Regions from separate parts of the Mus musculus genome. Here region 2 is linked to region 1. The links are chromatin loops, found by intact Hi-C in ENCODE. Cell type or tissue: heart. All regions are shown on one strand. Each heading gives the region's core, and the rest is flanking DNA. Links, peaks and the distances in the headings are about the cores only. Region 1 overlaps Gm32425 (a long non-coding RNA gene). Region 2 holds the start of Pole4 (polymerase (DNA-directed), epsilon 4 (p12 subunit)).

Region 1 (4,390 bases), core at 107-4,106:
CCAGCTTTTGGGAAGTGGAGGCAGGAGAACTGGGAATTCAAAGTAGGCCTTAGCAGTTACGTACTAAGTTCCAGGACAGCCTGGGTATTGGCTGGTTTTGTGTGCCAACTTGACACAAGCCAGAGTCATCAGAGGAAGGAGCCTTCGTTGGGTAAATGCCTCTATGAGATCCAGCTGTAAGGCATTTTCTCATTAGTGATCAATGAGGGGAGGGCCCAGCGCATTGCCGGGGATGCCATCTTGTGGCTTGTGGTCCTGGGTTCTATAAGAAGGTAGGCTTCAGAAGCCTGGGGAAGCAAGTCAGCAAGCAGCACCCCTCCAAGGCTTCTGCATCGGCCCCTGCCTCCAGGTTCCAGCCCTGCTTGAGTTCCTGTCCTGACTTCCTCCAATGATGGACTGTGATCTGGAAGTGTAGGACAAGTAAACCCGTTCCTTCCCAACTTGCTTTTGGTCATGGTGTTTTGTTGCAGCAATAGAAACCCTGACTAAGTCCACCCGGCTTCATAAGACATTGCTTCAAAAACAGCAAGGGCAAAAAAAATTAATCAGGATTGGTGACACTCGAGAGGCAGAGGCAGGAGAATCTCTGTGAATGAGTTCAGCCTGGTCTATACAGTGAGTTGTGGGCCAGCCAGGGACACACAGAGGGACCCTGTCTCAAAATTAAATAAATAAAGTGGGTGTCTGGGTCTCCCTTCTCCTGGGGGAAGCAGAGTCAACAGGCAGGTTTGGAAGAGCCTGTGAGTACAACAGAAATAGCAGACTTATCTCCGGGATCAGCTTCAGGGAGACAGATCAACTTTTCTTGGGTTGTATAGTTTTGGGGAAGGTTGTAGGAATATCGAGGGTGGGCAAAGGTCATTGGCTGAAGGATAAGGAACTGAGACGCCTCATTAGCATGGAGAGGCTTTTGGGGGATTTCAGGTGCTTGCTGAATGGGTTCTGTGGTGGAAGAAAGGCAGCTGAAACTGTGAGCTAATCAAGGCTACGAATGTGACAAACCTTTGGTAGAGGGTGGGGGCTCTGAACTCCTCAGACAAGGTCAGAGAAGGAGAATCTCTGCTGGTAAAGGGAGTCTCCCATTTTGTGCTGAGCTCAGAAGGCTATCTGGACAACGGTAGACTTTGACCTTAATTAGCAGGACAACAGGTATTAAGTACCCAGTGCAACAAGGGTCTCAAGTCTATACTCTAGAGCCTCAGTATTGTTCCCTGTGCTGGTGAACAAGGTCAAACTATTATAAAAAACCCAATGATTTACCTGTGGATGGGTGAGGGCCTATGTATGTGCAAATCTGTGGTTGGGGGATATTTGATGAACGCAGGTTGTCAGGTTTGCCTTTCACCCTCTGAGTTATTCCTCCAGCCCCAACAAGGCCACATTGTTCACCGGTGAGAGCAAGCTCTTCTCTGCTGGCCCCGAACTCCTGCCTTGCTCTGTGTCCCCGCAGGTCTCTGATCCTCTCACGGCAGACACAGACTCCCTTTCTCAACGGCTGCCTTTTCTTTGTGCTTCTTCAATGAAGCTGTTCCTCCTGGGCAAATGCAGAACTGAGGGAAGTTCGCTCATCCACACCTGGTGCCTCACTTTCACCATCTCTGCTCCACCACTGGCTCCCTCTTCCTCTTTTCTCTTTCTTCCTCCCTCCTCTCTTTCTTCACATCCATGTGTGTGCACAGGTATGTGGGTGTGTGTGGCTGTGTGTATGTCTGCCCTGGGAACTTCTTGCTCTCCATCTTGAATATTGCAGCAGGGCACTAGCCTCACTATTCAGTGCCTAGAAGGCACTGGTTAGGCTAATGTGGTGGGCCAGCTAGCTTTGGGGTCTAGCTGATTTATATAGGCAGCCATGGCTGTTTGGCTTTTATATGGATGCTGGGAATCTCAATGCAAGTCCTCATGTTAGCCCAATTTAACAAGTTCTGCCATCTCCCTAGCTACTGGGTTTGGTTTTTTGTTTGATGGTTTTGTTTTATTTTTCAGACAGGGTCTTGTGTAGCTTAAGCTGCCCTCAAGCTCGCTGTGTAGCCAAAGCTAGCCTTGCATTCTTGATTCTCCTGCCTCCACCTCCCCAGTGCTGAATTGGCCTTCCTAGCTCCCCTGCTCTTAAGAGCACGTGGCCTCGAGTAGATCTCAGAGTGACCACCAGGTGGCGCCCGCCCCTCGGAGGTGCTGAAAGAGCTCTGCGGAGCTACACGTGTTGTGCAGTGTCACAGGCGCTAGAAACCAGCCCTTGGGAACCACGGGCCAGACATGACTGGCTGACTGATGCGCAGTTTATGTTCCGGTTGCACCTCCTTTGACTGTATTCTGCAGGTGTGTTAGGATTGTTCCTTGGGGGCAGGGAAGTAGGGAAGCAGGGATGGGGGCCGGGGGCCCGGGTGATGGTGGTGATGATGGTGGTACACCTGCCAGTCTTTTACGAGGTAGCTGTTTCAGCTGACAGTTACCGGAGTGGGGTCGGATAGAGGGGGAGAAGCCACATGCCCTTTCTTATAAGCCCCTCAACCTCTCCATCAGCTGCCTCTGTCTTCTCTTGGCTTGCCCTGGACGCCTCCTGGAATTCAGTTGGCTGGTTGTGCCGGGAGGACAGAGGCCAGTGTGAAACTAACATTCAGGGTCCTTGATTAGAACGTTTAAAAAGTTCGAGCTGGAGAGATGGCTCAGGGGTAAGAGCATTACTTCTCTTGCACTAGACCAAAGTTCTCTTCCCTCAGTGGATAGCTTTATAACCACTGTAACTCCAGCTACAGGGGACCTGACACTTTCTTCTGGATTCTCTCAGCAACTACACGTGTGCAGCCACCCCTACTCAACACACAAATAGACCTTTTTTAAAAATGTATTTTTGCATATGAGTGATTTGCCTGTATGTATGTATGTATGTATGTGCACCAGCCACATATATATAGTGTATACGTGGCAGATCCCTGCAAATGTGAGCCACCATGTGGTTGCCAGGAGTTGAACCTGAGTCCTCTGGAAGAATAGCAATTGCTCTTAACTGCTGAGTCATCTCTTCAGCCCTAAAACAAATCTTTAAAAAAATGTTTCGGAGCCAGGCAGTGGTGGCACACACCTTTAATCCCAGTGCTTGGGAGGCAGAAGCAGGCGGATTTCTGAGTTTCGAGGACAGCCTGGTCTACAGAGTGAGGACAGCCAGAGCTATACAGAGAAGCCCTGTCTCGAAAAACAAACAAACAAATAAATAAATGTTTCAGAATCTGTAGCCTGATGTGGTGACACATGCTTGCATAAAACTCTGGGGAAGCTTAGCTTACTGGGGACCCCCTGAGTGAACCATGTGGAGCTGGGGTTGATGCAAAAAGCAAGAGGAACTTATTGTTCCAGTGCACTGGGGTCGTCCCAGACCTGAAGGAGAGGCAGCGACCACCAGCAGCAGTTCGGCCAGTTTTTATATGGTTTCCAGGGCCAAAATAGAGCATCAGCAACTAGGCACAATATGATTGGTGGAACAGTGCACCCTTTAAACTGATTGGTCTTTAGGGAATGAGGTGACAAGGACTTCCCTGTCTGAAGGTGAGCAGGGTTAGCCATGTGGAATGTGCCCCCCACCCCCGTGGTCTGAGAAATGTTAATTAGCCTTTTCCTTCCAGAGGGGCAAGTGTTTCATGACGTTCCCAAAGTTTCTGAGCTGACCTTTTCACCTGTAATCCCAGTACTGCGGAGGTAGAGACAGGTGAATCTTTGCCACTTAGAGGCTACTCATTCTAGCCAACTTGGTGTTCCCCAAACCAGTGAGAAACTGTCTCAAAACAAACAAACAAACAAACAAACAAACAACCACAGTGAGGCCTTTGAGATGGCACAGGAGGTAACAGGGCTTGCCACCAAGCCTGACAGCACGAGTTCTATTTCTAGAGCCCACACAATGGAAGGAAAGAACTGACTCTGACTGCTGAGTATAGGTGCTCACAACAAATAAATGTAAAGACAGATCACAGCAATCCCAAGGTGGCAAGTAACTAAGGGACTTGTGAGGTTGACATCTGCCATCCACAGCTGTGCGATTGCACACATGCCTATGTAAACCAACTCCTCCCCCCCCAACACACCCCAGAACCCAAAACCCCACTTTAATCCACACACACCTACCCACCTCCCCCTAGCCACTCACACTTTTGAGACTTTCCTGCTGGAGAAAGCCTGTTAATAGCTCAGGTCACACACCCAGAAAGGCCACACACCCAGGTCACAGTCTCTGATCCTAAAGGTGCATTTGAATTTTCGCACAGTTTCCAGGGTCATCTGCTGTCCCCTTGGCCCTCTCCATGAGCCCATCACCATCACTGTTCCCAGCTCTTTTGGCTTCTTCCTGCTTCCCAAGCTTTGCTTGCCATCTTTCGGGAAGATCAGAGTGCCTGCCCTG
Region 2 (4,390 bases), core at 286-4,285, 50 kb after region 1:
GTTAATGATCCATTGACTCTGTAAATACTTACTGAATACCCAAGTGTTGGGTACTTTATCATAGTCTCAAGACAACGAACAAAACCAGACAGAACACCTCCTTTCAGGAATTTTCAATCTGGGGAAAGTAGGACTAGAGAAGTAAAATGCACAGGGAGAGGCTCCGTGCTACTGTGGGACCAGCACTCTAAAGGACAGGTGTTCAGTAGTATGACTGATTTAACTTCATCTGTGGAGCTTTAGGTGGGAAGAGAAGTTTCCATAATGAAGAGAACCTGGGATCTGAAGTAGATAAAAGCTTTGGGGGAAGAACAAAAGAACTAGAGACCCAGTCTATATGGTCCAGGTGCAGAGAGGACCTGGAGGTGTTACAAAATTGAGAGGGTGGAAGGAGCCCAGTACAGTGATCCTTACAGGTTACATTGGATTTAAATCATTTCAAAGTTGGGGTGAAAAGATTGGAAATCTATGTAATCAATTTCTACGAACAATCAACCAATAAGAATAAAGTTTCTTGGTTTTTTTTTTTCTTTTTTTCTTAAGTACACAGTAGAGAGCACTCAAGACAAAGGTCCTAAGGAAAACTCTGGTACAATGTAACTCATCGCTCCTCCCCTGGAGCTTTTAATTCTGGCCAAAACTCATTTTGTTCCAGTGGGGCCTCTGTGTATAGACCCAGTTAAAGTTTATTGCTTAAATTTGGAAGTAAATGATTTCAGGTTATTATGCAATGAGCCCTTGGCTTCCCCTTATTCCACAGGTACACTGTGGAACAGTCTGTGGCTCACTCATAGCTGTAAATAAAATTACTTACCTGCATCAATAGTACAGGCATTATGACTAAACATTAATATTTATATAAAGCAATTAACTAGGTACACAGTGTTCTTATTATGCCTTATATTAAAAATTTAGTGTGTGTTGGATGCATTTGTTGGTATAAAGGCCCAAGGTCCACAAGCTCACTGATTTGGTTCGGCTAGCTTAGCTGGCCAAAGAACTTAAGCAATCCTGTTCTCTTAGTGCAGAAGTTACAGGAGTTCTATCACACTAGCCTTTTACTGTGTTCTGGTGATTCGAACTCAGGTCCTTGATGAGCAGCATACACTTTACTGAGTTGTCTCTCTTGCCTATTGCGAATATTTGCCACACTTCCATGCCAGATCTCTGGTTCGGTATGAGAACTCATAGGTAAGAAGAGGCAGGGAGAGGCTTCTTGGAGATCCTTTGCAGAGGCCGGCGAGGTCAAAGCGATTTTCTGTTTTAAAGATAGGGCCTTACTATGTCGTCCTCGCTGGCTTGGGAACTCCCTCTGTACACCAGGCTGGTTTCAAAGAGCATGATGTGCTTTTGCTACTTGAGTGCTTATATTAAAGGCGTGCACCACCACACCTGGTAAAAGTTATCTTAATCTTAGTCATTCTCATTCTCTCAAGAAGGTGCAGTGGAATTTTCCATAACTATGCAAAAAAACAGATAGTAAAATGTTGAGAAGCAGCTAGACGATCAAATTGTTTTCTAAAGGAGACATTAATTTTTTTCTCATCAATTTTTGTTTTTGTTTTGTTTTGTTGGTTTTGGTTTTTTCGAGACAGGGTTTCTCTGTGTAGCCCTGGCTGTCCTCGAACTCACTTTGTGGACCAGGCTGGCCTCGAACTCAGAAATCCGCCTGCCTCTGCCTCCCAAGTGCTGGGATTAAAGGCGTGTGCCATCACCGCCCCGCCAATTTTTGTTTTTGAAAAGTTACTTGTCATGATAATGTTTTGCCAACACTACATACTAGTATTTTAAAACATAAACCCTATGCAATTAATGTTCCTAGAGAACACAGTTTTTAGTTTTGTTGTTTTGAGTAAGGAGATCAGTGTTCTGAGCTAACCCTTGTTTGACCAACCACAGACAAAACTTGCTCTCCGTGTCTGCACGCCTTTTTTGCAGTGGTTTCCTCCCACTAAACCGCACTTCCAATTCTGCCCGTCAAACGTCCCATTCCACCTAAAACATGATCCCCGGCGCTGGCCCGGGTCTGTCGCTGCGCGGGGCAGCGTTGTGGGGACACCCACGGGTTCCCCTCCTGTTGGCCTAGAGGTTAAACTCAGCACCTACTGAGGCTCTAGAGAAGCATCCGGACTTCCGGCTCAGCTAGGCCACGCCCGGCCGCTTCCAGGCTGTGGCCGCCCGGAAGAGTACATCAGACCCCGGAGTCAGAGGGGGCGGTTCTGGCGCGCCACGCCTAGTGAGGGTGGGGCCACGCCCACACGGAGAGGCGTGGTCTCTACCCGGCGCGGGAAAGGGGCCGAAATCGCGTGCGCGCGCTCAGTCAGCGACCGCGCGCCACACGTTTCGGGAGGGGATGGCGGCAGCGGCGGCTGCTGGGAGCGGGACGCCCAGAGAGGAAGAGGCTCCCGGAGGGGAGGCAGCGGCTTCGCAGGCCCAAGCCCCGACGAGTGCACCCGGGGGAGTTCGCCTCTCGAGGCTGCCTCTGGCGAGAGTAAAGGCCTTGGTGAAGGCAGACCCTGACGTAACGCTGGCGGGACAGGAAGCCATCTTTATCCTGGCGCGTGCCGCGGTGCGACGGGGAAGCAAGGGCGCCTGGGTCGGGGAAAGGGGCGTGGCATCTAGGGGGCGTGGCGCTAGGGGGCGTGGCGGGCCCTGGTACGCCGACCTGACTTGACTGAGACCTAGGAAGGCCTCTGTGGGCCCCGTTTGAGTTGGTTAGCCACTCTCCTCTTCACGAGGACCCACGCAAATTTAGTTTGCATGGCTCCCACGGCTCACACAGAACTTGAAGGGGATCCTAATGAATGAGTAGGGTGGATTTGGAGATATTAGAGCAGGGGGATTGGAGCTATGGAGAGGGATAGCAGAAGTATTTTCATAAGTTCAGTACAATGGTAGCTTCTAGAACTTTCCTGTGTGGTAGAGTTCCCCCTTTACCCTTCTTGTCCACGTCTACACAGGATTGCTCATCTCAGTGGGCTAGAGTCCACTAATCTCTGCTTGCTTTTTTTTTTTTTTGTTGCAGGAACTGTTCGTGGAGACTATCGCAAAAGATGCCTACTGCTGTGCTCAACAAGGAAAGAGGAAAACTCTCCAGAGGAGAGATTTGGGTAGAGTCGCTGTGGTACCCCAGGGTGGACAGGGGAGCTATGGGCTGGGCTTTCTTATAGCTGTTTCACAAGGCATCATTGAAGCAAGGGGAAATTTGGCTTTTGGTTTATTTGTCTACCTGGTAACCCTTCCACATGTGTAAGCCTTTAGAGACTGTACCTCTCATTCCCTTCTATGCTGCCAAACTCTTTTTCTAGTATCTTTTTTTTTTGTTTTTGTTTTTCGAGACAGGGTTTCTCTGCAGCCCTGGCTGTCCTGGAACTCACTCTGTAGACCAGGCTGGCCTCGAACTCAGAAATTCACCTGCCTCAGTCTCCCAAGTGCTGGGATTAAAGGCGTGCACCACCACGCCCGGCCTTGTTCTAGTGTCTTTAGAGTAGAGAGAAAAGTGAATTTTGGAATAAGACAGGATTGTAGGATGCCTTGAACAGCATTTTCGCTGGCTTTTGAGGTGAGACAGTTAAAAGAATAGTGAGTGTAAAGATGGATCTTAGGACCTCTGGGTTACAGTTTGTAAGTGATGTCATTTGCATAAAATTCCATGTTGGGTCTGATGTCTGAATGGCAAGAGCCAATCAAGTATCCCTTTACCTTGTGTTTCAGATAATGCAATAGAAGCTGTGGATGAATTCGCTTTTCTAGAAGGTGAGTTCACTGCCTGCACAGACTATTTCTCTGTTGATGATGTGAGCTTCAAACCTTATAAAACCTTATAAAACAGATGTGTGGTTTTCCTTTGTATACATGGCAGCAATTCTCCCTGTTTTGATAGAAAAAAAAGGAACATTTTCCATTCTTGGGGAATTAGAAATTCTACAGGGAAATTGCAAGCTTAAAAGAAGAAGGAGGGAGTATATAAATTACCAGTAGAATTGGATTTAGATTTTGAATCCTGTTTATATCTCCAAACTAAATATTAATATTGCTCCTTTATAATGTTAAGAATTAGAAACAATTTGTAACTTTTTTTAAGATTCCTTTTTATTTACGTGTATGTGTGTTTCTATATGCCAAATGTATGTAGGTACCCCCATAAGAGCCAGAAGAGTAGTGTGAGCTGCTAAACATGGGTGCTGTGAACAGGGCTTCTGGAAGAGCAGCAAGCACTTTTTTGTTTTGTTTTTGCTCTATTTGAGACTTGGGTTTCTCTGTGTAGCCCTGGCTCTCCTGGAATTCACTCTGTAGACCAAGCTGGCCTTGAATTCGCAGAGATCCTAGAACTACTTGCCTCTACCTCCAGAGTGCTGGGATTAAAGGTGTGCTTCACAACTGCCTGCTG

The links. Peaks named below come from ENCODE experiments on the same cell type or tissue, not always from the same donor. Only the 100,000 strongest peaks of a DNase experiment are listed, where the experiment ranks them.
Region 2: it touches region 1 in a loop (4-fold over the local background); 12 of 42 quality-filtered maps call a loop at or near these places.

Annotation. Positions count from the first base shown.
Region 1 is chr6:82,700,666-82,705,055 of GRCm38, reverse strand. It overlaps Gm32425 (a long non-coding RNA gene), which reads right to left. Exons shown (of 3, transcript XR_377779.4): 2 at 1,261-1,534. Among named protein-coding and RNA genes, the nearest start is that of Gm32534, 12 kb to the left of the region's middle. In heart, for the core only: a CTCF peak has its summit at 2,142 (motif pointing right); a DNase peak (open chromatin) is centred at 2,145; H3K27me3 peaks cover 837 bases.
Region 2 is chr6:82,650,803-82,655,192 of GRCm38, reverse strand. It overlaps Pole4 (polymerase (DNA-directed), epsilon 4 (p12 subunit)), which reads left to right and starts at 2,328. Exons shown (of 4, transcript NM_025882.3): 1 at 2,328-2,569; 2 at 3,026-3,110; 3 at 3,715-3,756. The coding sequence starts at 2,354. In heart, for the core only: a CTCF peak has its summit at 2,083; DNase peaks (open chromatin) are centred at 2,242 and 2,552; H3K4me3 peaks cover 1,463 bases; H3K27ac peaks cover 1,223 bases.